2 separate regions of the Mus musculus genome follow, and region 2 is linked to region 1. A link is a loop called in an ENCODE intact Hi-C map of the cell type or tissue named here. Cell type or tissue: left cerebral cortex. All regions are shown on one strand. Each heading gives the region's core, and the rest is flanking DNA. Links, peaks and the distances in the headings are about the cores only.

What was found. Hi-C counts contacts between places; a loop is a spot of excess contacts. Peaks named below come from ENCODE experiments on the same cell type or tissue, not always from the same donor. Only the 100,000 strongest peaks of a DNase experiment are listed, where the experiment ranks them.
Region 2: a loop joins it to region 1, with 5 times the contacts of the local background. A loop is called at or near these places in 3 of 42 quality-filtered maps.

The regions. Positions count from the first base shown.
Region 1 is chr1:55,404,486-55,407,395 of GRCm38, reverse strand. Plcl1 (phospholipase C-like 1) reads right to left here and starts at 1,450. Exons shown (of 6, transcript NM_001114663.1): 1 at 766-1,450. The coding sequence starts at 1,008. It also overlaps the pseudogene Gm8531. In left cerebral cortex, for the core only: a CTCF peak has its summit at 1,403; DNase peaks (open chromatin) are centred at 235, 1,257, 1,572 and 2,228; H3K4me3 peaks cover 2,012 bases; H3K27ac peaks cover 1,741 bases.
Region 2 is chr1:55,663,969-55,666,878 of GRCm38, reverse strand. All of the region lies in intron 1 of Plcl1 (phospholipase C-like 1), which reads right to left. Among named protein-coding and RNA genes, the nearest start is that of Gm39642, 150 kb to the right of the region's middle. In left cerebral cortex, for the core only: no CTCF peak of the experiment used is centred there; DNase peaks (open chromatin) are centred at 841 and 1,175; H3K27ac peaks cover 864 bases.

The sequences.
Region 1 (2,910 bases), core at 216-2,715:
GCTAGGAAGCCCTATTCCAGGGCTCTTACCTGAAAAGATTACTCCAAAGTCATGCACCCAAAAGATGAACTTTCGAACATGGGAAACAAGTTCAAAGTGGAAGACAGAAATAAATAAATAGGGCGAAGAAAGGTTTACAATTCCTTGGCAGATGGATAAAGGCAAATCCTCTGGGGGTGCTAGGGGAGTCTGGGAACGTTTTCCCGGATGTGTGTTTTCTGCAGCGCAAAACCTCTAAGCTCTTCCTTCATCCTTTCTATGCTGCAGCGTCCGCTGCAAACTCTGCCTGCCTATCTGCAAAGTTCAGGCGTTTCAGGATTTCAGAACCATTTCTGTATGGGGGAGATTTCCCACACACAATTAAAAGTAAGCTGTGCTTTGCCTTTGCTGTTCGGGAAAGCTAGCTCTCCGCTGGAGAATGCACAGCCAGCCCGCAGGTCTCTGCATTTATCCCAAGTTCACCCTTCCTCCTCCCATCCACCGGTTAGTGAGAAAATGAGGGAAAGCATCCATCAAACCGCAGAAGCGCAGAGAACTTTTCCTCCGCTGTCAGAGAGGAAGTCACTTCTGCTTCTCAAGGCCAACAGCTGATTCTGGGAACCTCCGGACTAGGCAGGAAGGTTTGGCGATGAAGGAGGTGGGAGAAAACAATGCCCAGCCTGCGACGCCTAGGGCAATGAACATCCTGCCCAGGGGCTGGAGGGGGGATGTCCCCTACCCACCCGGCACCCATACCAGGCTCTGGGCCGCTGCTGCTCCGCTTACCTTGATGATGCTGCTACGCCGGGGGGTCGCTCGTGCAGCCTCCAGGAGGCCGGCCTCGCTATCCGCGGGGACCCCCGCAGCGCCCGGCAGCGCGACCCCACTGCGACGGTCCCTCATCCGGCCCCCCAAGGCCGGGGGTGGGGCGTCCCCTGAGGCAGCGTCGGCGCCGGCTCGGGGGTCGTCTTCGCCCCCGGCAACGTCGAGAGGCGCCGGAGCCTCCCTGCTAGCCGCGCCCTCAGCCATAGCCAAGCACGTTTTAGGCTCCCGGCGAGACAGCACGACCGCCAGCGGCGTCCAGCCCCGGGCACGGGTGCGCTCAGGCACCAGAAGGAAACCCCGCTAGACTTTGTTTTAGCGCGCCACGGCCGCTGCAGTGGCAGCCACAACTTTGTAGAAAGGAGACATCGCTCCGGCAGAGGCGTCCTCGGGCTGTGGTCCAGGAGGTCAGCGGGCCGGCGCGGACGGGCGGCGGGGGCGGGGAGAAGATGTGAGCGGGAGGGAGAAGCAGGCGAAAAGCAGCGGGAGGTACTGGAGACGCGAGGCGAGCGCCGGCTCTGTGCAGACAAAAGGCAGTGGGCGCCGGAGCCAGGAGCCTCGGAGCCGGGACGTGCGCGGCCGGAGCGGCGACTGCGGATCGGCCACCAGCCACCTGCCCGCCGACCGCAGCACGGCGGCCCCAGGAAGTGCGGCGGCGGGGCGGCCTCCACTCCGCTCGCCTGTGACAGGGAGGGAAGACTTGTTTTGACAGCCCGTGGGGATTGGCAGGCTCCCCGGCCTCTCAGGAGCCGAGGCTCACCGAGGGGGTTCGGGCCGACCAATCCTCACCGCGGAGGGGTGTGCCCGAGCGCGAAGAATGGAATGTGTTCTGTTGCTCGGAGCCTGCCCAGCCCAGCTGGCCCCGGTACTAGGCGAGGATGCGCGCGCCAGTGTGCGCACCCACAGGCACTCAGAGTACATTTTAGGAAGTTTAGAAAGGAGACGAAAGCGGCCTGAAGGTTCAAGAAATGGGACGCGGGTGGGGTGGTTTGCGGGCGGCAGTGAGATGACGGAGGAAACACTGCAAAACAGCAAATCTGGAATAAAGAAGATGTTGAGCGAGAAGGTTAGAGTGTTTGGAGGGGTGTAGTAGTGACACTTGGCACAGCCAAGGGTCAATCACTGGCTCTCCTGCCAATCCTTAGAAGTGAAGTCCACGCACTAGGACCCTGGAGTTCCACAGTTTGTCTCGGGTTCTATGAGCGGATTCTACATTCACTCAGTAATCTGAGTCAATACAACAAGGAGTTGGGTTTAAGGGGTAGGTAGGGTAAGAGGAAGCAGAGCAACGAAAACCCTGGGAACGCCGCCGAATGAAACACAGAGATGATGGAAGCCACATAGCGACAAGGTCATTGGCAGGTTTAGTCTCTACCCTAAACCGTTCTCGACGAGGGTCCAGCCTCCTTTCTACATATAATTCTAAATCATTACATTTTGCTCCTTCCACCAAGCTAGTAACCAAGAGGAGAGCAGGGATTCGGTAGCATTAATCACACCATGAGCAAATGTAGACAATGGCTCTAAGGTCCCTGGAGAGTTGGACGACGTACTGAATCTCACTTAGATCATTAAATGCATTTAAATTACTAATTATTTCATAATTCAAGATTTTACTTCTTCCTTACGTGGCCAATAGCACCAAGAAATTTTTCAGCCCTTCAGGGCCAGAAATTTATTAAAATTCTAGCATTTTAAGGATGAGCTGGGGTGTTAGGAGTCATCTAGGGCAGCTCTTTTATTTAACAGAGGAAATGAAAGCCCAAGGACCTTGTCTACTGACTGGTTAGTACAGACACTAAAATCAGATCTGCTACCCAGTTCCTTCCAAGCTCTCTTCACTTTTTTTATCTGGCTCCCCTGGGGCTACAACCAGTCAAAATTGGATGGGGCTCTTGGGAGAATTCACATTTGACATTTACCATCTCCTAGGGAAGACTGGAAAGACTTGACTTTACCTTTTCTTTAAATATACGTGCAACCCAGAAATGAGTGTCCTCTAGATGAGAGGCCAGCTCTGGTTTTAGAAGCAACACTGCCCTCTAGTGAGATGTTGAGAACTACAACCGAAATAGCAAGCGCTTCTTCTCATAACTGTTACATAGAAAA
Region 2 (2,910 bases), core at 214-2,713, 260 kb before region 1:
TTTGTCAGTGCTGCTAAAGCTGTGCAGATGCAGAATGTGGTACCCAGGGGTCGAGGGAGCTGCAGTGACACCCAGCCCCTCAGCATATCTAGGGAATCTGTGAAGTCTGGACTGTTATTTGGCTACTTCTCCATGAAGGCAACATGTAGTGATGTAATACGTAGACTGTTGAGTACTAACAGTCACAAAGCAAATAATGCAAAAACATTTTTAAAACAAACAGTACTATCATCTGTGTGCCAGACAGACTGCAGAATCTGCAGCTCTTTACACCACTTCTCATTGTCTTCCTCAAAAGTCCCTTGAAAGTGTTCCATTATCCCTCCATTTGCGTGTGCTGAGGCTTAGAGGAATCAGGGGTAATCGCCTTTGTTCCCGGTGATGTTTATATACAATGCATCACACTTGCCCTTGTGGCCCACAGTGATCTTTTAAAAGGCTAATTAGTCACTTTTGAGTAAGAGCAGCCTTGCATCATCAGGGGAAGACAAAATCCCTAAACTGAAACACTTCCTCCTGTGAAAATCTTTGCTTCTAGAATTTTCTGTTATTTTGTTTTGCATAACCAGGCTATTAATAATGGGATACGGAACACAAAGACACAGAAAGTGATATTGCAATGATTGTGGTTGTCAGTCACTGCGTTCTCCATTTCTTTGGAATCACTCGTTTCACAACTGAAACCAAGGCATCTTACTATAACTACCTAAATCTGAAGCCAAGCAATGGTGGAAATTTCACATGGAAATTTTAATAACCTCTTTCTTTCCAAGGCCAACTGTTTCTTTCTTCTCCTGTCTGCTTGGAGCCAGCCCACCACATTTGACTTGCAGCCATGAGCCTGGAGGGGGTGGAAGCTGTAATGAGCAGAGGCTGCCAGCACGTCAGGTCCCATTGTGTTTGTGTGACTGCAGGTCAGGGTGATGAAGCAAGAATTAGCTTCATCCCCATCGCTGCAAATAAATGTGATTTTATGACGGCACCAGAGCTTTCCTCGGTTATTCAAAAGGAAAGAAGAGATGTAAACGTGGCTGTACAATCATTATCACAAAACTCGGCTTGCTCCCTGAGGTCAGCAGCTGATTTTAATTTCATACTTTCTACAAGTAGCGAGATAAAAGGTGATATTAATGTAAATATCAGAGCAAGGAAATGCATGTCTCACCTTCTCACACTTCTCAGGGTATAATACAAATGGTTTCCTCCAACCAAATCAAATTCACTGAGGTGGGGGGAGGAGAGGATAGGAAGCTACTGAATATTGATGCATTTAAAATTCAAATGAATCAGTTATTCAATTAGCTGCAGACAAATTAGGCAAAATGTGACACTCCAAGGACATAGGGAGTTCATGTATGTCTGTGTGTCCCTTGCATACACAACACAACACACACACACACACACACACACACACACACACACACACACACACACACACGGTTTGACCAGCAGTCTTTGAGATCTGTGAGAATCATGAGTCTATGAACTGAAGTGAATTGGTTTGCATGTGTTCACGCCCAGTCCCTAAAAAACAGGAAACACGATGTTTGTAGAAGGCAAAGCCGAGAACTGGCTGTTTCTTCCCAGAACCTTCGACCTGTGAAACGTGACTGGAAAGTATCTGGGAAGAGAGTTAAGGAAGAGCTTCCTGTTTGTCTTCATTTATCATCTCATCCTTGCCTTCCCAACGTACATTTTACATCACGAATGCCACACAGCATGCTCTCTCTGAGTTGCCAAAATGTTTTTGCTTTTCATCTGAGGTCCAGTCTTAATATATCTAGATGTTGTTCCCAAAGACAGAACCATTCCTCCCCCTCAGTCCACCAAGGAAGTAGACTCCTGGGTGCCACCCTTGGCTGGCCATCCTCAGCCTAGCTCCACCCAAGTCTCATCTTATTTCCGCTGGGTTTTCCTACTAGTCTGGACCTAAAAGCTGGTCCCCAAAGTGTCTGGATTTCTGCAGGCCATGTGGGAGTCAATCATATCTCCTCCCAGTGTTCTCTCACAGATGTGGTGGCACAGGCGAGAGCAACAGCCACTCTCCTCTTGAACTCAGCACCTCTCCTCTTCCTGAAAAGGCTAGAGACAAGCCTGCAGGCCAAGACCCTGAAGAGAAGCATCCCAGCGCTTCAAACTGCCACGTGGTGTGGCCTTTCCTTCTGGGTGTTCTCTGTCTCTCTGTCTCTCTGTCTGTCTGTCTGTCTGTCTGTCTGTCTGTTTGTCTCTCTCTCTCTCTCTCTGTATGTGTGCCACTCTCTGTATCTCTCTCTTTTCCTCCCTCCCTCCCTCCCTCCCTCCCTCCCTCCCTCCCTCCCTCCCTCCCTCCCTCCCTCTCTCTTCCTTCTCTTCCTTCTCTGCCTTCCTCCCTCTGAACATTCTCTTATCCCTTCCCAAGAGAGAACAGCAACTCCAGAAAGGCTTGTATCACACCCGAGAAGGCAATGCATGCAGAGATGGAAACTGAATGCAACCTTTTCTTAATGTGCTTACACCAAACCCTTGTCCTTATTCCAACCCAGCCTCCCTACCCATAGCCTGTTACCTGCAACAGAAGCCACCACCATCATTACCACCATCACCATAAGGACTACCTAATTTCTCAACTTTATTCTATCTATGGACTCAGTCAGGACTCTTCCCTATCCACATTTGAGTATCTCCTTCCATTCTAATCCTGTTACCATTTAATTGAAGCTCTCCTGACATCGCAATATGAAACTAAAATACAAAAAGGGAGCCAGGGAGAGAAACAGAAATCACACCTATGTGATTAGAAGGTGGAATTTTATACAAGTGAGTGGATCTGCAAGAAAGAGTACTGAGTAACCAAGAACTTATGGGCTGGATGAAGGAACCGTTACTTGCCTCCAGGGTCAGCTATAGAGGACCTCTCTTAGGCAAACTTGA